Regions from separate parts of the Homo sapiens genome. Here regions 1 and 2 are each linked to region 3. A link is a loop called in an ENCODE intact Hi-C map of the cell type or tissue named here. Cell type or tissue: PC-3. All regions are shown on one strand.

Region 1 (8,000 bases), 460 kb after region 3:
GAGAAATTTAAGACCAAAACCAAAACACCAGTAAGGCCTGCAGCTGGCTCAGGCCAGGGAGAAGCCAAAAAGCCTTTCCCTAGCCGCGTCGAGGCCTCCTCCGAGGGGCGACTCGCTCTCTGGATAAATATTTACTCAGTGGGAGACTGGAAGCCGGGCCGAGAGTGTGAAGGAGGGGGCTACACTGGGTGGGAGGAACCAGTACACTCGGCGCTGGCCGGATCCTTGTGTACACCCGCCCAAGGGGAGCAGGGGCCGGGGACTCTGGGGGCGACTCGGCCCAGGCGTGTGGCTGGGGAAGCTTTAGACCCCAGCATCGGATCGACCGGACTCCGCCCTGCCCTCGCGGACCCCAGCCAGATGCTGTGAAGTCTCCATAAATCTGTCAGCCGTCCCAGTGCCGCGGGCAGTCACCTGCGGCGCCCCCTTCCCGGCGCTAGAGCGGCCCGCGGAGAGACGCGGAGAAGCAACGGGAATCTAGCCCGGCAGACTGTACCCGAGGGCTGCCGAAGTCAGACCCAAGCACTACAGGTTGTGCGGAACGCGAGGACCCCTCCCTGTATCCCCAACCTGGACCGACCCCCGGAAGCCTGCTCCTCCGGGTCTACAGGTCAGTGATGACTGTGGATGGGAGGATAGGGCGAGAGTTGGGGGTGCGTATGCACGGGAGAGAGGTTGTTCTATTCCGAGTTGCAGTTATGACAAGCAGAGCTAGCAGAAAATATTAAGGAGCTGATTCCTCCAACTTGCCCCCTGCTGGGGACAGGACCCCCCCCCCCCAAGCGAGGCCCAGGCGACGGTGCCCGCCTCTTGTCCACTCGGAGGAGTTGCAGGGATTGTAAGACAGCCAGAGTCCGAGGTCCGGGACTGGGATTTTCATAGTGCATTGACTTCTAGCCGTCTGGGGGCAAATGCAGTAAAGGCAAGACCCTTCAGGGTCAGTTGGGGCATTGCGCGCGGTGCAGAGAGAAAAACAAGCCCAGCTTCTCCAGAACTCGGCCCTCTGCTATGTCCCCGTCTTGCAGGGTAAGCGGCCAGCTGAGTTTCCCTGAAACTGCAGCGGCAAGTGACAGCCAGAAGCTCGCCCCGCGCCCAGGGCGAGGGAGGGTCCGCCCTGGACCGCTGGCCCCTGCAGGATCTGCGCTGCGGGAGGGGATGGCGGCTAAAAGGAGCAGTCGCGGGGATTGGGGATGGAGACAGCCCTCAGGGGTCCTCTGGTGGGAGAGGAGGACAGGAGGCGCCCGCACACTGACCTGCGGCCTGGACTTGGAGGGACTGCGGACGCGCTAGCCCAAGGAGAAGCCGCAAGCGCACGGAGAGGAGCAGAGCTCGGCCGGAAGATGCTCGGAGAATAGCCCGGCAGCCTCTCCACCTTCTCATCAAGGAGCCTCACGGTTCAAGAGTCTCTCCGCGGCTCCACTAGGTAGCTAGAATGGCAGCGGGTTGGGTCGGGCCCGAGCTCGGAAATGCGTCCCGGCGTTCTGCGGTCCGACAGCGACACGACCGGAGCCCTGCGGGAGGTGGGATCAGCCCCACGGGCTGCGAGCGCTCGTCGCCCGCTTTCTCCTTGCGAGAGCAGGGGAGGGGCCTGTTGCTGTCTGAAACCCGCTTTTAATTCTCCGCCTGCCTGTTTCCGATCACCCGGGGTTGGTTTTTCTGTTTGCTCACTCCTTCTATTACAATAAAAACAATCGACATTTCTTTTCAGTTTCCCCATATTAGCGTCACTCAGTAATTGTTCCCCACCCCCCCTTACCCCACGCGTTGAAGGCGAGCGGGATTGCTGGTATTCGCGCATTTGGAAGTTTTCCGAGCATATAAGCAAATCTTTCCTAAAGACTTTAAAGTAAAAATAAATAACGGCCCGAGAAATTGCCGTGACCCTAACATTACTTTCTGAAAGCAAATTACACCCATTTTTCAGTTTTCAACAGCGGAATTGCTTTCAGAAGGACAGTGTGGAGCTCCATGTGATATGGTTACGTTTGTTTATTAAATCTGCAAATGAAAGAGAACATGTTTTAATGCACGGGGCAAAACTCCGGGCTGCGGGATTGCAAGAGCGAACAAGGATCGGATCCCAACAGAGGAAGGGGGGAGCGGCCTAGGGGTAGGGAGGGGTAGGGAGGGGCAGGAAGGTCCCTGAGGGGAGGCTGGGCTGATCTAGCCAGAGGGAGGGGGATTTCGTCTTGCCAGGGTTGCAGCATTAGCAGAAGTTGCGCAGCTTCGTGAGGAGGACGCAGTCCGTGGTCACTATACAGCCATCAGCTGCAGCGCTCAGGAGAGGTGCAGCTGCGTGTGGGAAAAGCAAGATTGCCGGTTCTTCAAGCACAGCTGTTTGAGACCCTGCCCTCAGGTGTCGGCCTGAGGGCTTTGGGGCTGCCTCCTTTCAAAGACCTTATTGGCCTAAATGCTGTCTGGAAAAGATAAACGAGAACCAGGCCGCGCCTCTAAACTCTGGTTTCGGGACTCACATGAAGCCCTTCGGGGGCTCCCACTGTGGTCTGAGTTATGTTGAATGCAGCTTTATTGCAAGGTCCAGGTTGCCTGCAGGCTGCCAGGCCCAGCCCGCTGTACTCTGATCAGAGCCGGACGTCTGCCCTCTAGGCCCCAAGCTTCGGCTGGGCCCGAACTGCTGACGGAGGGACCAACCCACTCTAGACCCAATTTCTGGCTTCCGAGGAGTCTGAATCAACTCGCAGGCCGGAGTCATCTTGACCGACTCGAACGTTCTCCCATTTTCAGTGACCCAGGGCTCACTCACTGCGCGTTTCCTCTAGGTGGCATGATGCCCTTGCGAGTCGCCCCCAGTCCTGTGGCGTCTGGCGAATCCTCGCACCTGAGCAGCGGACGGGGCGATAGGGGGTTGGTGCGCTGCAAAGTCGAGGAGCTGCGTTTCCAGCCTGTCGCCTTCCCCGAGTTCATCCCGCCACCCACCAGCCCCCGTGCCGACTCCGAGAGCGGAGACTGGTGTTGCACAGTCCTAGCTAATCCCTCGAAAACAGGAAGCGGAGGCTGGGAGCAGCGGGTTAGCGTCGGAGTCGCAGAAAATTTCCCGCAGTCTTCGAGTCCCCCAGCCGCCTCTCCCGGCCACCGCACCTTGTCACAGCGCCACCTATAGGAGCCAGATTAGATCGCGCACCCACTGTAGTTTTTGACAAGGTTGGGAACCGCCTTTGAAAATCCACAGAATTTCAAAGCCCGATATTTTTGGTTCCCCCTTTCAGATCCCTCTGCACCCTCAACTCTCCATTGACCCCAAGGCTCCGCATCATTCTCCACCATGCTCCAAGGGAAACCCGATCATGTCTTTTCACGATTCACCGAAAACCCATCTTCTATGCCCTACCGGGCGGATTCTCTTGCGGCCCCCAGGGGCTACTCAAGGACACTGGTTGTGAGCTGTCCTTGCGTCAGGGCGGGAGAGCTGGAGACAGCAAAGAAGCTCTGCAGGGAAGGGTGTGGGGAGTGATGGACCCATTCTTCTCCAGTTCATCCTACCATTTGTTGAGGGCTCACGTCAAACACAACAACCATACCAAGGAGGTATTATTCTAGTTCCCATTTTACAAGAGACATTAAATAAGAACACAGAAGACACTTGGACTAAGCGAAATCATATTGTTAATTAACAGGGGGAAATCTGAATTCCACCATGTCCCCATTGTTGTTCTCTCCATTTCCCTAATCTGCAGGAGCAGCTCACGCTGGAGCCCCCAAAGAAGCCCCCATACCTCAGGTGTCTACACTGAAAGTGGACACTCTTCTACCCACCTCCACACTTTAGAAGACAGAATGCCGCCCAAGGCCGGACCCAGAACCCGCAGCAAAGAGGATCTGCAACCTTGTCCTCCTCACTGCTGGCCAAGAGTCCACGCCGCGGAGGTCGCAGCTGACTAGGTGAGGGCGGGAGACTGCCTGCTCGTCTCCTCCTGGCCCCGGCTATCCAGGGCGTCGAGGTGAGGTCCGCAGCCACTCGGGCGGTGCACAACATGTTCCAGGAGTCCCGCGGCCGAGCGGCGCACAGAGGAGCAAGGAGAGGACCGGAAGAACCGTGCTCTTGGCTGCAATTTGTTTCCAAGAGTGCCAAGACATGCCCGAGACTCTCAGCGCGCTCTCAGAGCATCAACTCAAGCACCGAAAAAATCTACCTTTGCCTTCCCGGGGATTCATTCTGGGGTATGCCTGTGTGTGTTTCTTTTTAAGACCACTATAGTGGGAACAAACCAGGAGGTGCCGAGTTGCAATAAAATTAGAACCCATAATTAACACAGCTAGCTGGGCCCAAGTGGCTCGGAAGTGCACGTAGTGGAGTCAGTTGGCCTTCCTCCGCGGAGTCCGGGCTACAGTTGCGTTTTCTTTCTTTGGAATGCATCTTGGAGTCAGGATCAACTCCTTTCATTCCCTGCAAACAGCGAATAAATAAATCATTTCATTTATAAAAAACGATAACGATAAAGAGATTTCAGCGCACCCTGCGAGAGGTGGTAGTCAGGAGAAGAGAAAGCCCAAAGGTTGTTAGGTGCAGGGGTCACTTTTACTGCCTTGGGAAAATGCATTTTAGCCGCGGAATTCGTTCCGTGGGGATTGGGGGTGCGCCTCCGAGGCGGGCCCGAGGGCCAGAACTGCGAAATCCCAAGTTAGTGTTTTCAGGTTTCGGACAAAAACTGCGATCCATACGAGGACCTTACTGTTCGCATCTTGGCGGGGATCACGAAAGCTCTACAGGCCAGCAGGAACCTTGCGGCTAGCGGGGGCATTCCTGCAACCTCCTGCGCAGGGATCCTACGCCTCAGGTCTTCTTACTGGCTGGGGTTGGCCCTCCCGGGAACTGGGCAGGCTCTAATAGGCCCCTCTACCTGCAGGCTGTTTGCTCCAAGAGGCGGATTTGTGGGGTCCAGGGCGAACCCTTTCCTCTTCCCTTTGCCAGTCAGTGCTCCTCCTGCCTAAAAATTTTACCCTCACCAGGACCAACGAAAGAGCTGACCTCTTACCTCCTCCACAGCGGCTGTGGCTTTCTAGACAAGCTGCGTGTCTGAGCCACTGGGAGAACAGAGTATAACCACCTCTCCATGGACACGATTGGAAGGCAGTTCTAGGAAAATTGTTAAAGGACCCAACAATGTTTTCAATGGACACACAGAGGCTAAGGAAGAGAAATGTAAAAATGAAATAAATATAATTTCAAAAGTGTTTAACTCTTTAATAAGCCAGGAGGGGTAAAACACAGTACCATCTTTGCAGAGTAAACCAATTTTGCCAGCAGGTACAAACTGTTGTGTTTTTTTCTAACGAGAGAGGGGGGGAAAAGGCTGCTTGCATATGATTCACATTTTTCATCAATAAAATGTTTTTAAATTAATATGAATTAGCCCATTTTTTTTGGTGGGGGCGGGAATCAAGCAAGTGTTGCTGGTTTTCTTCAACAGATGCACTGTCCTTTGCACAGAGGTAAAAAATAATTTGTAAAGTGTTGTTTATTCAGTGAAGCTACCTACACATTTTTAAATCTTAAAGATGTTTAAGTTCATAATGTCATTGCGTAATCCATTTTGGTAGTGCATTTAATAAAAATCATATTACTGGCAGGACATTTAATAAAAATCAGACTAATTAGCAAGGAAGGGCATAGTAGACAAAAAGGACAAAGAAATCTCTTGAGCAGAAAATTTAGAAAAATAAAGAAGGGTTTTTAGACAATACTAATCCTTCGTGTATTGTTCCAATTCCTACAGTTCTGTTTACTGCAGTTCTTACGCATTAAAGTGCTACAGTTTGGGTTCTGTTTCTATGCCATATTCAGACTGTAAATTTAATGGCTGCAGGGGGGAGAGGAAGGATTGCAAAACCAGAGATTAGCACCAGAAATGCTGGACCAGTGTCCTATGCATGATGCAGCCATACCACTGAGGCTACCATTCTTGTCAGACTCCTAGGGTGGATATAGAGGATTGGGGAAGAAGGCTAGTTCTATTTCCTGCAGGATCAAAATGCCAGCCCAATACATTGGCTGACCAGTGAGCCACTCCTTAGAAGGATAGAAAACCAAGGTCATGGCCACAGGGGACCTTTGAAAAGCCCCATATCACCTTCCTGCAGGACCAGAGGTGTGAATCTGATGTTCTGGCAAGCTGACAACACAGATTCCCTTAGCAGTTTTTATTGCCTGAGTGATTCATATTCAATTCCTCTGGGATTGAGTTCTGCCCTGCCACATGTTTCCATTCTTGGAGACACCCCTTTCACTAGGAAAAGAAATAATGATCCCATTACTCCATGTAAAAAACCTTCATAATGCCAGTTTAAGGCTAAAAATTAAATCCCTGAAAGTCAGAACATAGAAAAGTCAAAATTCTTTTAGTCTGTCCAAATCACCCTGCTTCCCAGGCTGTATAATGCATGGTACATTTACAAGCCTCCCCAGCAAAGCCAACAACCAGTTCCAGCAACCAGGCACTGCTGCTGCTGTGTTTTAAAGGGGAAATGCTGGAGCACCACCTGACTGGGCAGATTTTCCATTTGCAGTTTGAATGTTTCATGCCAGTAGATTTTAGCACTTTCTTGCTAGATGAAAGTACTATACTGCATGCATTGGCAAATGGATTTAAAACTTAAAGAAAGCAAATTAACTTATAGGTAACCAAAAGCAATTCAAAACAAGAGAGAGACACCGTAAATACCTCGAAGATTTTCCAGGTACCTAAAACTCTCTAAATCCAGCTGTAGCATTCTAGATCAGTGCTATACATTTCTCCAACTCTGATACAAAATGAAGTTCTTCAATGGTAATTGATGTAAGTAGGTATATTTTCTTCAACCCTTCCCCAATTTTTATTTTAGAATTTAACATTTATCCATCCAGTTTTCCCAAGAGGAAAAAATACAGTCAGTAGAAAGATGTGTTATTTAAATTGTATTCTGAAAATTCAGACATAGCTCATATAAGGATTATAACTTCCAGAAAAAGTCTTCCCTACCTCTTCTTTCAATTTTAAAGTAGCTAAAAGTATGAGTTTTCTTTTACAACCAGACTTATCTATAATATTTTGGCTGTGAAACAAAATTACTTAAGACTTTCTGTTTCTCTTACATCAAAGCGTATATATATATACACACACATATACACACACACACAGAAAACAGAGGGTTAACCTGGTAGAGTTGTGTGTAAGTTGAGCCATGGCTTCTGGCCACAACATGCACATGATCTGTGTGTTTCATCATGTAACTGCTAAGGCACATGAGGGTTTTGGGGGATAAAGGTATTAGGTACATAGGAGACATCATTATTTCTATTAGAGCAATTAGTCTCATGGAGAAATATATACCCTTAGGGCAAAATATACATTGAGTTTTGTAAAAGGAATGAATAACATACACTTGGATATCACTACATAAAAGCTGCACTTTTTTTCCTCTATAGGAACATTTTTTGTGTCAATAAAAATGATGAAGGCAAAGCTAGGCAGCCTGGACGTGTCACCAGAACTCAAGGCATAATTTGGGATTTCACAACTCTATCACCCAGCTGTCCAAAAAAAATCCCAAACATATATTTTAAAGCCCTCCTGAAGACATGCTTCTCATTATACAGCTAAGCCTCAATTAACCAGATAACTCAGGAAAGTATTTGAAGGAGGACATGGTGTCTCGTGAACATTTTCTAATGTCTTTGAACAAAACAGAATATAAGAAAAGGAAGTGTGTGCATGATGTACTGTCCCTTATGATTTTTTGACATGAAAAACACTTTAGAAATCAACTCAGGTCATTTCCATGCCTTCCCCAGAATATAGTATAAGAGGGGTAGTTCAGAAAGGTGAATCCAAATGGATGCTTCTTTGATAACCACAACTTTCTGGTAAATATAATACTTAGGTAGAGCAGAATGGGGATCATTATATATTACTGTGACAACAGTGAAAATCAAGATAGAGAGTCTGAATAGCTGGTTCTTGGGTGAAGAACAGTATTTTGAGAAGGAAGATGAAAAGGGGAGA
Region 2 (8,000 bases), 350 kb after region 3:
GGAGGCTGAGGCAGGAGAATGGCGTGAACCCGGGAGGCGGAGCTTGCAGTGAGCCGAGATCGAGCCACTGCACTCCAGCCTGGGCCACAAAGCGAGACTCCATCTCAAAAAAAAAAAAAAAAGAAAGAAAGAAAGAAAAAGAAAAAAGAAAGCAGTTGGTGGGAAGTTTCAAAGTTTCAAGAATTGATGGATTGAGTGTGGTTGTGAAAAAAAAACAATGTACCAAGAGTACAAAAAGAGGAATTCCCCTCTTCCAAGAGAAGTTCCAATAGACTGGAATTAGTGGGAGAGATTAAATGAGAAAGTGTGGATGAGGTTGAAAAGCAGGTATTATTGAACCAAAGCAGTGAAAGTGGTAGGGCAAGGATAGAAAAATGAGGTGGTAACCCTTAGTGTCTCCAGGTATCTCAATTCCAGGTGATCCAATGTCCAGGCCTTGGGAACAGGTTGCAAAAATGAGGTAGTGGTAAAGAATTTTGAAATTAAGGAGTCAAGGAAGTATTAGGCCAGGGTATTTGGGTGGGGGTAGGGCACCTGTTAAATAGGATGGCTAGTATTGATGAGTGCAAAGTGGAAGAACTTAAATCCTCATTAAATGTAGGCAACTGGCACAAAGGTCACTCACAGCCTTTAACAACGGGAGAAAGTAGAGTGAGTGCCCCTCTATTTGGGGACAGGCAAGTATAGTTAATTGTTGGTTGCTCGGTTATGAACTATAAAAGACTCTTATCCTTTCAATGGGAGATTGGATTTTATACCCACCCATTATTCGAAGTCTTGCTCTTGATGTCTATGCCAGGGACTTTAGCAATGAAAGACCCCGTGCTCAGCAGATGCCCTCCTAGAGGCAGCCCAATGCTCAAATCAGTGTTTTTTTGTTTTCTATAACCACAGTTGACTGTGTTTGATTTGGGAAGCCCTTAACTATTTGTCAATTTGTAATATTATATAAATTAGCTGGGAAACGATTTTTTTCGGGAGGGCTGTACAAACTTCACTTCCCTGGTTACTTTAGACAGTTCTTATTGTGTGTAGCTCATAAGAGTGAATCTATCTAAATATTCTGGGAACCAAGCTTAAACACAGGACTGAGTTTCTATTCTTCCCCTTTTCTATATTGATTTCCTGAGTGGCAAGCACTCACCCTTTCAGTAAAGCGAACATACTTCTTTTTATAAGTCCTATGGGACTAAGTTCTACTCAAACAGTTCTTTGGAAATAAGCAATTACAGAATTCTCCATATGCAACTATTGAGTGAAGGGAATACCATCTCATGAAGATAAGAATGAGTGTGTAATTACTGTTATTATACTTATTAATTTTATTATGCTATAAAAGTGATTAAAATTATATTGTACATAAGTACCACTGGAATTAATTCAAAAGTTTTTAGACTTTTATTAAAATATTTTAAATTGTCGTTATTTCTAAAATAGAAACATTAGCTTTTTGCTTTAATTTGTATCAGTTTGTGTAAATAAAATGACAAGAGAATTGACACAACACAATATATATTACTAAGGTAAGAAATCCGAGTCCTTATTTTACCTCTTTGTTTTTCATTTAAAAAGAGTCTCTACAGCCTGAGCAACATAGCAAGACCTTGTTCTCTACAAAAAATAACAAATTAGCTGGGTGTGGTGGCACATGCCTGTCATCCCAGCTACTCAGGAGGCTGAGGGGGAGGATCCTTGAGCCCAGGAGATTAAGGCTGCAGTGAGCCTTGATCACACCACTGCCCTCCAGCCTGGGCAACAGAGACCCTGTCTTAAAAAAAAAAAGTCTCTAAAATAAACTCAACCTGTGTTAATAAGATGGATATAAAGCCTTCTGTTCATCTTAGAATTTGGAGTCCAGAATATATTATCAAAATCTACCTAACGATCTATCAGTTCTTTTCCTCATACTGGCTTTCCCAGAAGTAATCTCAGGAAAAGTACTGAGAAATAAACTTTTTGAATAGTTTCTGCAATGTCACATGGAATATCTGCTAACACATAAGCTGAAGCACTTTGCAGAAACTTAAAATATAATCAAAGAAACCAAGAGCACATGTTAGTTGACTACTCCCCATACCTGCTGAGTAATTGATTAGACCACTAGCATTTACAAATGTCGAGTTTCTATTATATATAAAACACTTGCTAAATATTAAGAAAGCAACCAAATCCTTTTTGTACAAGAGCTTGCAGTCTAATAGAGAATTATAACAACTACATAAATCACTGAATAAATGGTAAAAGGGGACGTGCTATTGGGGGAACACAAAGAAAGCACTCCTAGAAGTTCCCTCCATAGAGGAAGGAGTGTGGCATTGGAGCTGGTATCTGGGAATTCCTCTCATCTGCTCAGCAGAAGTAGACATATTAACTCAAGACATCTACAAATGTCCATCAGATGGACATGAAACATAACTCATGTGTATTCATTACAAAAAGCATCCGTGAATACCTTTGAACCATCATCTTGTTGCAATTCCGTTTTTCCCTACCATTATGAATGGATGTATGTATCTATAATGGATGATGTAATGGGCAAGAGCATGTGCTTTGGAGTCATAGAGACCTGGCTGGGTAAGTTATTTAACTTCTCTAAGCCTCTGTCTTCTCATCTCTATCCTGTTGACAACGTGAGAACTCTCCACATAGGGTTATCATGAGGATTAAGCAAAACTGCACTGGTGGATCTCTGGTGAGTCAGTAAATAGTAATTCAGAAAATGTTACTATTATATTTGCTGTTAGTATGCTGCTTTTTGTCAACACAACAAGATTTTGGGCTCTTTTAAGACAAGGATCATTTGTTTTTCTTCTTTTATACCTTATTCAAAATACAGTTCTAGATTTCAAATTAATACTCAATAGATCCATGTTGTTTTTGCATTTTAAACTTTTGAACATATTCTCTCTGAGACCAAAGAAATCTGAGGATGAGACAAGCACAGAGTCTTTCTCCATCACATATTCTAGTTGTGGCTTATCAGTTATAAGCCTTTAGGGGTCCTCCCAGATGAATGTTAATTGATATGGCTTTGGTAATGTGAGATGCCCTAGATGGCAGGCCCTTATCACAGCAGAGTCTGACGGGTCTGACTCATCACTCACAGCTGAGAAGACACAACATTCTACATGGTTGTTTAGCCACCCAGTGGCTGGTAGCTGATTTTTTTTTTTTCCTTCTCGAAATCTGTCATCGTGCATGCAACCAAGCAAAGTATTTTAAGTTTATTTTGAAAGAACATGAAATCCTCAAGAATGCTGGTAAATGTGAGATATTTTTTCTTTAGCATAGTACTGCAGCAGAAAAAGAGAACTTTCACCATCTTTTTCTTCTGAACGGTGTTCAGCAATCTCCCAATCTCTTAATTCATAATTTCCATTTATCACCAAGCCAGTTCATAGTGAAAATGAGGCAATTTGTATAGGCAATCGGTATGTTCATTTTTAAAAACATATTATGCTTTTATTTTACTGTGCTTAGAATTGCAACAAAGGAAGATGTAGTTATTGATTGTTACCATTCCCAACAGCAACCTGGGTTTCTCACCCCAAATTATGTAACACTGAACTGCCAGAGAACTATGCAGGGGAGCCTTGGTATTCACAGATTTAACACTCTAGGTTTTGAATATTTGCAATCGACCATGAAGGTTTGTGATGTGTTAATTGGCAGTTTTGCTGAGGTTCAAATTCGAATCATATGTACTTTGAAGCTAGTGTTAGGGAGTGATTGAGGAGCTAGTGTGTTAGCCTAGTCAGCCGCCCAACATCCCTCTCCAATCAGATTTTTTTTGTTCTCTGCTCTTCACATAAGCACTAACTCTTAGGGTGATTAAAAACTTGATTTCTATGAAAAAGAAAAGTAGTCATCCTATGAAAGATAAAACATGAATAAATCTTTCAAAAACATTGACTTGGTGTGGGAAGAGATAGACTTTGGAAATGCATATGTTTCAAAAGAAATCATTCTTGGAAAAAGCCAGAAGCCTGTGCAAATATCTCCATGTTCACGGATTTGGAGATTTTTTTATGTCTCAGGATTTAGCCCTTGCAAATATCAAGGATTTACAAACGTGTTTTGGAAGGTCTGAATGAGATTTTAAATTTAAAATTTTCCCTTGTTTTGCTTCTGCTACACTTGAAATATGGCTGCTGAGTGCCAGGCTACAAGAGCTCTCCCTTTTCACTTCCTATGTAGGCTTTTGGGGCAAAACTTGCTCCTGACAGAGTCCATATGGCCTGTAAGCAGTGCTCTGTGGCCCAGCTGTGGCCGTGAAGTGGCACAATCTAGGAATGTGAAATCTTAGGGTTTGGCAAACTTTCCTGTTCGTTGGCCCCAAGGAAAATGGTGTGCCCCACCTTATGCTGCTCGCGAGCTCAGACCTCTGTTCGTTGGTCATCAGCAATTATCAGACACAGATGAGGCCCAATGAGCCCAGACACCAGAGTCTGTGTACAAAATGTTCTTCGGTACAGGGCAAAATGAGAAGATGGAGTTTTTTTGTAAAGCTCAGATGTATTCAATTTAAAGGGCTATTCCTTATTAATATTTTTATGTTAAAATGCCCTTTTAATAAAATGATGGAGACAGTAGTTTTTTTTTTTTTATGTTTCTTGCTTGGCAAGATTAAAAGTTGGCAACTTTATATAAAAGTCCCCCAAATGTTTTGAAATTTTGCTTGTCTGGGAAATCTAATAAACTATATATAGTTCTAAAACTATATGGTTTAGCAAGAGAGAAACTCTTCTCTAGAGAGTTCAAGTTTGTCCTCATAGTCAGGAGTAGACAAACTGTGGCCTCTGGGCTTTTTGCACAAGAGCGTCTGAGTCCTTGCGTCACCCATGAACCCATCTCTTCCGTGGCACTGTATTTCATTGCCACTCAAGCTATTGGACCAGCTGTGTTTACATACCTTGAGCCATTCAAAGTAAGTGATCTTTGTTCTGATAACAATGGAAGGAGTTGTACTTTGCACTCATAAGTGCCACCAAAAAAAAATCTATTCTTGGCTATCATCCAAAAATGACAATTGCAAAAATACGATTAAATCAGTGATTTATTTTGTATCTTTTTTTTTAGTTGTAGTGTTTCTGTTTTTGTAAGACTCATACAGTACTTGAAGAATGCTGAGGTTTACAAATTAAAGGAAATATTAGGCAATAATTCTTTAAAAGCATATTAAAGATTTAAATATTTCAGCCAGGCCAAAGACCAGATGGGCTGTCAGATAACAAAAGTTGATCTAACAAGAGATTATTCTTGAAAACCTACATCTTCACCTCTTGTTTATCACAGTGGAATGTTGACATATCAGTTACTGTACTGTGGAGTCAAAATGCAGCATCTTAGATCTGATCCCAAGAAGGGCCTTTGTATTTACACTTCTTGATAAGGAGGAGAGGTGTACTAGTATTACATGTAAGCATAAGGTGGACACCAGAGTATAAGTTAAACAACGTCTAAATAAAACAGATATGCACAAAGTCAAGAAGGCTACAAGAGTAATAGAATATGGCCAACAAGTTTTTAAGACTGATTATACACATAACATAATTATATATGGCAAAATGAAATCCAGGCAGTCTCCAAATCTTCCTACACTCCCAGTAAAGGTAACCTAAGTAAGAAAGACATAAGTCAAGTCTGATTTCCTCATAGAAACAGTTGTAATAGGGGATTATATGCCTCACCAAGAGCCTGATGTCTAACGTTTTATAGAAATCACCAGAAATCACAAGTAATCAACAACAAATGCTGTGTATATATAGTGTAATGCTTTCTGAAATAGATGTAAACCAAGCAGGACGATTCTTATTTTTCTTTTATAATTTCAACTTTTATTTTAGATTCAGGAGGTACATGTACAGGCTTGTTACTGTACATGTATTGCGTGATACTGAGGTTTGTAGTACACATGATCCCATCACCCAGGTAGTGAGCATATTATCCAACAGTTTTTCAGCCCTTGTCTCTCCCTCCTTCCCTCCCACCTCTAGAAGTCCCCAATGTCTATTGTTGCCATCTTTATGTCCATGAGTACTAAATATTTAGCGCCCACTTATAGGTAAGAACATGTGGTAGTTGGTTTTCTGTTCCTGTGTTAATTTGCCTAGGATGATGACCTCCAGCTGCATCCATGTTGCTGCAAAGGACATGATTTTGCTCTTTTTATGGCTGTGCGGTATTCCATGGTGTATATGTACCACATTTTCTTTATCCAGTCCACCATTGATGGACACTTAGGTTGACTCCATGTCTTTGTTATTGTGAATAGTGCGAGCAAGGCTATTTATGTTCCAAGCTTGGTCTAGACTAGAGCCCATTGACTGGGGAAGGATGGATTCTAGATGGCTTACTACAGATATGTGGCTGCCGCTCTCAAAGATACCAAAGTCTCTGACTTGATGGGAAATGTGGACTGTGCCTTCTTCACACAAGGATCCATGATAGGCCCTGTGAGGATACAACACTAAATATGGTAGAAAGTAATTGTAGTTCCCAAAGAGGTGTAAGAGTAAGAAATCTTAATTAAAGAAATGTAAAAATAGAAATGACATTAGAATTTAAGTATTTCAGTGACATTTGAGGTTTCATATTCTGAGAGATATCTTCAGTTTTCTTGTCATGAATTCTATTTTTGTAGGAAAAATATGAGTCTACATATTTTAAAAAGAATTTTAAGCAAAAAGGGAAAGTTAAAAATCCTAATACACCCTTGGGAGGAGAAAAATGTAAACATGCACCACGCAAAGATAAATTGCCATCCTTGTTAAGCATTTGTAGAATATGGAAAAAATAATATGAAGAGAGTAGATTCTCCTCGGGATTTTTAGGGATTTTTAGGAATTTAGCTTTGTTTTGTAATCACTAGTATTTTTAATTTAAATCATTTTCCAATGGTGCTACATTAAAATTTTCTAAATTCTGAACCACCTTCAAAACTGATAGTTTTTAAAACAGCAATACTTGAAGAGCTATTGACAACTCTTTCAAGAACAAGTTCTTCCATTCGTGAGAATATTGAAGGGAGAGGAAGAACATGCCTGCCCTGACAATTCCCAGAGGGAGAAAATAAAATTGTCATTGTTGGAAATAGAATAGAAATATTCAAAAGCACCACGATAGAAAACTAAGACAAATAAACTTGAATTGCATTATCTGAGGAGGAGCCCCGTGATCACACTGCCAAATAGAGTGTGTTATCCCTTGACACTTCAGTAATGCCACATCACCTATGTCCCTTATCCACAGCTGCAGCAATACCAGGTGGCATTGCATCAGGCAATGTCACATTGCTTTGTGAAGGCAGTATAAAGACAGTCTAGCACATGAGTTTTTAATTACCTTGAAGTGATTGTTACAGTAAATATAGATACAGATATAGATATAGATATAGATAGATATAGGTTTTTGTTTTTTTTTTTTTTGGTAGAGACAGAGGTCTCACTTTGTTGCTCAAGCTGACCTTGAACTCCTGGCCTCAAGCAGTCCTTCTGCCTCAGCCTTCCAAAGTGCTGAAATTACAGGCTTGAGCCATGCCACCCAGCCAGTAGCTATCCTTTATCAGGTACTTAACCAGGTCTTGTGCTAGCTTTGTCCGTGCATTAACTCATTTTCTCTTCTAAACAACCTTATAATATGACTTCCATTGCCGTATTACTTTGCAGACATGGAAGGTAAGATTTAGTGCAGTTAAGTAACCTGCCTAATGTCACAGAACCTGAAGAGATTTGGATCCAGGTCTGTCTGAAAGCAACTTTCAGTCAGCTGAAAGCAATTTGTGGCTTATTGCCCCAGCCTGAGGGATTACATATATAGTAGGGATGCTGCAGCCACAATTAGAAAGCCTGTGTATGTCAGAAGAGGCGACGGTGGGGTGAGAATGACAGAGAGATGCAGTGCTATTAAAAAGTTTCATTGAAATCATTTTAATAAAAATTTTAATAATTAAAAAAATTGGTAATCAAACTCAAGTCATTGTCAGCTTACCAATTCTGGTT
Region 3 (8,000 bases):
TTAAACAGATGCACTGAAAAACGTTAAAGAGTTCTTCTTAACCTAAAGCATATTTTCCAAAGTGTGTTTGGTAGGACATTAGTCCTGCAAGGTACACTTTAGAAAAAAGTTTCTAGTTAAATAAGTTTGGGAAAAAAGGTACACTATATCCTCCTGTTAAAGATTAGCAATGTATGTTAGCATATTAAAGGTTCTGGAGATAAGGTGGTTGAGTACCTCAAGAAATAAAAATGTTATATAAAACTGATAAAAGGATAGAGAGAGACTATCATCAGGGGAGATGGGTTTATTGCTGTCTCTGGGCATTAGGGGACACTTGATGAAGGACTCTCACGAGATGGTTCTTGAAAGAAAGGATTGGAGCATAAGATGAGATGGGATGAGTTTCTCCGGCGTGAATTCCCCACTCATGGCATTTAATAGAAACAACACTTTTTGCTTTGTTTTTTTTTGGTTCTTTTTGAGATGGAGTCTCGTTCCGTCGCTCAGGCTGGAGTGCAGTGGCGCGATCTTGGCTCACTGCAACCTCCACCTCCCAGAATAAAGCAATTTTTCCTGCCTCAGCCTCCCAAGTAGCTGGGATTACAGGCACCCACCACCACACCCAGCTAATTTTTGTATTTTTAGTAGAGATGAGATTTCACCGTGTTGGCCAGGCTGGTTTCAAACTCTTGGCCTCAAGTGATCTGCCCACCTCAGCCTCCCAAAGTGTTGGGACTACTGTTGTGAGCCATCGTTCCTGGCCAGAATCTGCACTTAAAACAAAATAAAAAACAAAAACAAATTATATGCTGGTATCCACATGTTAACTTGTTTTGTACCTCCCTCACTCTTTACATTTCCCTCCCCTATCCGCACTGACATGTCATTTTGTTTCCACTCAATAGGTCAGTGAGATTAGGAGTATTAAATTAATTGAACTCATGTTCACACAATTTATCTCAGGGGAAAAATCGTGCCCTGTCATGTAATCGGCCAAAAGAAAGGACCAAATAACTGGATGTAACCATTCTAATAAGGTAGCATGAAAATTCTGGACTAATCTTTTCAATAATTTTCATGAGCTGTGTCTAGGAGCAAGTGTGGTTGTTAAGCTTTTTGCCTGGCGCAAGTTCTGAAAAAGTTTGAAAGTCACTTTTAAAGGGTACATGATCACTTTCAGTTTGCCCTTTGGGACATTTCTTCAGGTCACTTAAGGTTAAAAGACCTTGGTCATAATACTTTTTGCGAAGAAATGTTTACTCAGCCCATTTATTAGCTTCAGGTTGTCCTCAATTAGCAAGTGGTCTCACGTTTATAGCATCCACAACAGCTCTCTCAATTTTCCCCTTATAAGAGGAAAGAGTGGAAGGATGTGGCTGGCAGTACTTATACCAATTAGGACATTCTCTCTCTTCAAGGAGCAGAATGTGTCTTTTTACTGATTTATATATGGAGAAACTTCTGGATACTTTTCTCTCATTGCTCAGCTTTCCAATGGTAACACCACCAAGAAGAGGGCACAAGAGAAAACACCCCAGCTCTGGATGTTTTTATTTCACCACCTTTTTCCCCACAGTTGAGCTGACATGCCCGGTAACTAAGCTTAGGAATGGCCCACAGCTTGTAGTGCGCAGTGTCTTTTGGTTCAAGGGCCCAAGGCAAAGCAGTCAGATCTGGTGCTCCTTATGCTTCATGGGTAGTCTCTCCCATCCTCTGCATTGTGGAGTTTGGCAGCTGTTTTGGTGTTCTTTCTTTCTAACTCTGGATAAAAGGCAGAAAGGACTTAAAGTCACCACTGATTTATTGGAGGACTGAAGGCAGTATTGATGAACATGAAGTAAGTCCCCTTTGGTCATTTAAAAACATGTCATATTTACTTTTTGCAACACATTAATAGTAACTTTGTAAGACGTATTCTTTCAAATGACATTACACACATGTACAATATATGCTTTTTATGAAAAGGTCTAAAGCCAAAATGTTTAAAACACATGTTGATTAAAAACTTGGAGGTGGTGGGTGAGGAGATAATTTGCTCCAGTGACTTTTGTATAAAGATTGGCAGTTTTTAAAGGAAGGGAAAATCTTCTCCTGAGCCTGATTTCATTCCATAGTTTACTTAAAGAAAAAGCTGTCTTGACGTTTTGAATTATTAAATTTAGAAGGTATAAAAATATTATGATTATTTTATTTCTGTGGTGAAATTTTAATATAATTCTTATGATTTATGTAAAGTATGTTCTTCTTTTGATAGATTCACAGAAATGTTTCCATCTTATTTTCTATTTCTAAAGTCTGAACATTGAATCTCCTTCTGCCACTCGTATCATTGTGGCAGATATCATATCATATCATTTTCACCTTTATCTTTAGGTAGGAACTTGCTGCCACCCTACCTGAGAACAGTGTACAGTAAGATCTTTGTAGTTGATGCTGTATTACATATTTACCTCTCTGTGAGCTATTTTCATTTTAATAGAGCTGAAATGGTTACCAGAAAGGGGTTCCCATCCAGACCCCAAGAGACGGTTCTTGGACCTCACACAAGAAAGAATTTGGGGCAAATCCATAGAATATAGAATAAAGTGAAAGCAAGTTTATTAGGAAGTAAAGGAATAAATAGTGGCTACTCCATAGGCAGAGCAGCGGCGTGGGCTGCTCAACTGATTATGCTTATAGTTCTTTTCTTTTCTTTTTTCTTTTTTCTTTTTTTTTATGGTGTCTCACTCTGTCGCCTAGGCTGGAGTATAGTGGCACTATCTTGGCTTACTGCAACCTCCATCTCCCAGGTTCAAGCAATTCTCCTGCCTCAGCCTCCTGAGTAGCTGGGATTATAGGCCCATGCCACCACACCACCACGCCTGGATAATTTTTGTATTTTTAGTAGGGATGAGGCTTCACCATGTTGGCCAGGCTGGTCTCGAATGCCTGACCTCAAGTGATCCACCTGCCTCAGCTTCCCAAAGTGCTGGGATTACAGGCATGAGCCACTGTGCCTGGCCTAGTTATTTCTTGATTCTATGCTAAGCAAGGGGTGGATTTATGAGTTTTCTGTGAAAGGGGCAGGCAGTTCCTGGAACTGAGGCTTCTTCTCCTTTTTCGACCATCTAGGGTAACTTCTGGATGTTGCCATGGCATTTGTAAACTGTCATGGCGCCAGTGGGAGTGTCCTTTAGCAAGCCAATGCATTATAATTAGTGTATAATGAGCAGTGAGGATTACTGGAGGTCACTTCCATCACCATCTTGGTTTTGGTTGGATTTGGCCAGCTTCTTAACTGCATGCTGTTTTATCGGCAGGATCTTTGTGACTTGTATCTTGTGCTAAGCTTGTATCTCATCCTGTGACTTAGAATGCCTAACCTCCTGGGAATGCAGCCCAGTAGGTGTCAGACTTATTTTACCCAGCCTGTGTTCAAGATGGAGTCACTCTGGTTCAAATGCCTCTGAAAAAACCTTTAAATTAAAAAAAAATTATTGTAATGGTGGATTTTCAGGAATCAATTACTAGGTAAGGAAACCATGGGAGTCAAGGAATAAGTATAAAAACCCTAAAGAAAAGATAGTCCAGGGAATTACTCTGCTTAAATTTAAGGTTGGTTTTATGTACTTCCTTAGTAGTTGTCTCAATCCTTAAATATCTTTTAAAATAAGAAAAATAAGTTGGACTATTATCAATAATAGTGTAACCACTCAATGGGTTCTTCTTACCCACTGCCCAGATAAAGCCAATTTATCAAGGCAGGGGAACTGCAATAGAGAAAGAGCTTTACATATTCAGAACCAGTTAAACAGGAGAGCGGAGTTTTATTATTACTCAAATCAGCCTCCCTAAAAATTTGGAGGCTAGAGTTTTTCAAAAATAGTTGGGAGGAGGCAGGTGGCTGGGGAATGGGAGCTGCTGATTGTTTGGGGGTACAATCACAGAGCTGTGGAAAATGGTCTTCCTGTTTGCTGAGTCTGCTTCTAGGTGGGGCCACAGGACTTGTTGGTGGATCTGGGTGGAGCCATCAGTTGTCAGAAATGCAAAAACCTGAAAAGACATCTCAAAAGTCCATTCTTAGGTTCTAACAATAGTGGTGTTATCTGCAGGAGTGGTTGGAGAAGCTGCAAATATTGTGACCTCTGGAATAATGGCTGGTAATCCATTACATCTGTACGTTAGTATAATTCGGGTTCCTACCATCCTCCTAACTTGGTGGCCTTTCATTAGTTTTGCAAAGGTGGTTTAGTTTCTGGGGAGGGCTATTATCATTTAAACTATAAATTAAGCTTTTTGGGAGGAGGGGAATCCATACAAAAAAGAATCATTTTGTAGTCTTAAAATATTTGTTAATTTAATAAAGTTTTTAAACTATCTTTAGTGATTGGACTTCCTACCAAAATGACAAAAAAAAAAAACAAACAAAAAAAAACTATGTTTGGTGAATTTTATGTATCCAGTAACTACTTTTTGCTTTGTGATCCTGTATTTTTATCCTCAGATTGCTTATGTATTTCTGCATTTAGGAAGGAGATGGCAGTATTGAGCCTTGGCAGTGACTTAACCCCACTATTTGAAGGAGCTTAAAAGTTCTTCATAGAGAGGTATCAGTTTCATCTCTTGGGATTTTATTTTCTACACTTCCCCCCTCTCCCTCTTTGTATTCCCATGTGGAGAGTGAAAAACGTACTCTAGTATATGTTATATTAGATCTGTCATACCAGGATACTATTAAATTACTTATTCTCATTTCTACACATCTAAGAATGCCGACTTAAGGGATGTATAGAAAAAACTCTCTTCTAAAATAAAGAGAGCCAGCTCTAAAATGCAAAAGTATGTTTACGATGTGCCTGTTTTCCTAAGGCTTTGACAGGAAGAATTAACTTTACATTTCCAACATACAAAACACTTTACTGAGCCACATCTTATGGTAAATAAACTGTGCTCTGGGAATAAATTTTTCACCATTTCTTTTTTAGGGCAATAAGCTACTGCTAAGAAAATGACTTTTTCTAGTGCTGATGCCCTGAAAAAAAGTTTAGATGATGAGAGGAATTATTTACTTAGACTCCATTCACAGCCACTGTTTTGCCTGCATTCCAAATTTCAAAAGGATGATTCATGTACCTTTTAGCTCTATGTTGAAAAATAAAATGAGTCACAGTGCCCTTTGTCAATATCAAGAGTAATTAAAGAGTACATTTTTCAGCTATAAACTATAAGAAAAACAGAATGCTACCACGTAAAGTTGTAGTAAGTTGTTTTTAAAAGTATAAGCCAAGATTAGCAAACTGAGCCGCCATGTCAAAGGATCTGAATTGGTAGTTGGAATGGCACCCAATACTACAAGTTATGTTTTGAAAAGCTGTCCTGCCATGCTTAAAATAAGAAAAAGAAATATTTTAACTCATAAGATTATGTGGCTTTCTTTGAAATCTGGGCAATTAAATCACATACAAAAAGATGTGTAGTTGTTTAGTTTGATTATCATTGACAGTGGGATTTTCTTTGGTACCTTAACTTTTATATGTTCAAAATTGTTGTTGAAATGTTATGTGACAAATAATTTGTGGATTTAACTAAGCCAGCAAGCATATTTGGTTTCTATTATAAGTGAAGGACCCAACAACAACATCTTCATTTCATATTGTTCCGATAAATTTAATGACATTATTTTTTTTTGAACCAAAAGGAAATTTTTTCTCAGCTGGATTCTTTCACTGTAGGTTTTAATCACAAACTTTGAAAATGAGAACATAGCTATTATTTTTTATTAAAAGGATATGTTCTGGTTAGTTTGGAAAGGTCTGCCTAGTAAGGGCTTTCAATAACATGTCCAAGGACTTCAAATGTAATGCTGAAGTTAGAGAAAGTCAAATATGCCTTGTAGTACCATTGTATCTTAAGTGTTGTAAGATGCACACAAAGTGAATGTATATGCATTGTAAGGTAGTAAATTGTAAATTCCAACTGAGAAGAGGCCAGTGAAAGATTATCTACCCGGAGTGGGACATAGGTCTGTATATGTGGTACCAAGCTCATCTTGAGAGAGGGTATTGTACATGTGCTGTGTGTTATGAAAATTGAAGTTTACAGTGTCTTACATATAACATGTATTCGCTTAGTGCTTGCTGAGTGATTTAAATTTTATGACTATTCTTGCTTAGTAAGTTTTAGTTGTTTTTTTTTAAAGCCAATACTTCAAAACTCTTTGAGTTTTCTTATCCTTTCTGTTAAAGCAGGATTGTTCCCTGGGACAAGTTCAGTTTTACATAGATAAATATAATGTGAATTTCTTTAAAATGTATTTTTATTTAATGTATTATTTGTATTTTCATTCTTAATGTAGTTTTTAAGTAGAAGAAACGTTTAATCTTTAAATACTTTAGCCAAAGTGCTGAATATTACAGTTATGGGATCTGAAACATTCATTGGTTTTTAGCTCAATTAAAATATTTTACACTTGCTATATATGAAATCTTATACTAGTTTGAAATGAAGCAATTCATTGAAGTTGATGTTTTGGTCATGCTTTAGTTGTCTCACCAGTATTTTAGCCTTGTGAATATGTTTCAGGCTGCTCCTCTCTTTAAGGAACATTTCCTTAATTCTTTTCTCAGCAGCTTGAATAGGCACATATCAAAGTCAAATACATCTCCTAGCCCTAGATGGATTTCTAGGAGGAACCACCACTGTTAGCAATATTGAATTGTTAGTGTTTTTGCATAAAGTAAATAAACCCTGAGGAGAGCCCTTGAGTTCTTTGGAGTTATGCTGGAATGAGATTAAAAAATTAGAGTTTTCTCTTTTTTCCTCTCAGTCTTTCCTGTGTCTTCCATGCAGGGGCCGTCCTCATGTATTTTTGCTGGTATGTGTGATCCTCACAGAAAACAAATTCCTGTTGTTGTTTATTCATTCAGATATTTGTCAGACTCTTCTGCAAACTAGTGATGCAGAGCAGGAGAACTGACAGGGCCCTGTCCTGTTTTCAATACTCCGTAGCATCAATTCTTGGCAAACTTCAGTGGGACCTTGGCGGTGCTGCCCTCCTGGGCCTGGTCTTCATTATGGTGTGTAAAGAGCCACCTTTCTTAGCCAGGCTTGTAGGATATATCCCCGGGCAAAAGATGCCAGAACGTCTAGGACACTTGGTCTCAAAGAAACTCTCTTTGATTGAGTGGTCATGGTACATATATTAGCCAAAGACTTGATGATATTCTGTTATCTGGCCATCCCACATTTGGAGCCAGATATTATTTTGGGTACAAATGTCACTATTTCAGTCTCCTTGGAGCCAGAACAATTGTTATCTTTAGCTGAAATGCTAAATCTGTGTCTAGGTATGTACATAAGAGGATTCAGATGACATAATTTTACCTGAATTTTTTCAGACTACCATAGAAACTTGATTTGAATACAAGGAGAAAACATCGAAATTCATCTTTTTGAAAAACAAGAATGAAAACCACCAATGAAAACCACCAATTCCCCCCCCGCCATAAAAATGACTCTCTGCACCACTGGTTTGCAGAAGAGTCTGACAAACATTTGAATGTGTAAACAACAGGAATTGGTTTTCTGTAAGGATCACACATACCAGCAAAAAAAAGGTTGTCTCACACTTTCTCACAGCGATTTCATACTTCTACATGCTGCTAACTAGAAAGAAATTCTATGATATATTGATAATGTGAAATTAAACAGATTGTTTATTCCCTCTTAAAAATAGCGTGTTTTACTAGAACAACCTCAGAGGACTACTAAAGAAAATGATTTAAGTATTGCGCAGCAACAAATGATTGAGTCTAGTAAAGTGGGATTTTTCTTGCCTTCAAAGTTTCTAATATACTTGGTCTATTTAGAAAACAAACACATTTAATTGCTTCCATCTCTTAAATATGTCTAGTAAGTTCAGTTTTTAGTTGCTGTACAAATAAATTGGTCCTAGTTGCATTGCTTTCTTTCAAACATCATTTCAAATTAGGGCTTAATGTGGTTTGAACATTTTGCCAGAAATAGTCATCCTACTTTTG

The links. A loop is a pair of places that touch in the nucleus more often than their neighbours do. Peaks named below come from ENCODE experiments on the same cell type or tissue, not always from the same donor. Only the 100,000 strongest peaks of a DNase experiment are listed, where the experiment ranks them.
Region 1: it touches region 3 in a loop (7-fold over the local background); 10 of 110 quality-filtered maps call a loop at or near these places.
Region 2: a loop joins it to region 3, with 8 times the contacts of the local background. A loop is called at or near these places in 6 of 110 quality-filtered maps.

Annotation. Positions count from the first base shown.
Region 1 is chr14:36,651,154-36,659,153 of GRCh38, reverse strand. LOC105370455 (a long non-coding RNA gene) reads left to right here and starts at 405. Exons shown (of 2, transcript XR_943758.3): 1 at 405-610; 2 at 3,696-5,362. It also overlaps a transcript of PAX9 not described here. RefSeq lists enhancers at 2,257-2,994, 2,995-3,064, 4,471-5,209. In PC-3, CTCF peaks have their summits at 1,472, 2,876 and 3,081 (motif pointing left); DNase peaks (open chromatin) are centred at 2,793, 3,093 and 6,143; H3K4me3 peaks cover 2,749 bases.
Region 2 is chr14:36,768,361-36,776,360 of GRCh38, reverse strand. The region is part of intron 3 of SLC25A21 (solute carrier family 25 member 21); the gene reads left to right. Among named protein-coding and RNA genes, the nearest start is that of PAX9, 110 kb to the right of the region's middle. In PC-3, CTCF peaks have their summits at 2,964 and 3,166; DNase peaks (open chromatin) are centred at 2,640 and 3,100.
Region 3 is chr14:37,114,251-37,122,250 of GRCh38, reverse strand. All of the region lies in intron 1 of SLC25A21 (solute carrier family 25 member 21), which reads left to right. Among named protein-coding and RNA genes, the nearest start is that of SLC25A21-AS1, 54 kb to the left of the region's middle. In PC-3, a CTCF peak has its summit at 4,506; DNase peaks (open chromatin) are centred at 4,530 and 5,090; H3K4me3 peaks cover 945 bases; H3K27ac peaks cover 3,462 bases.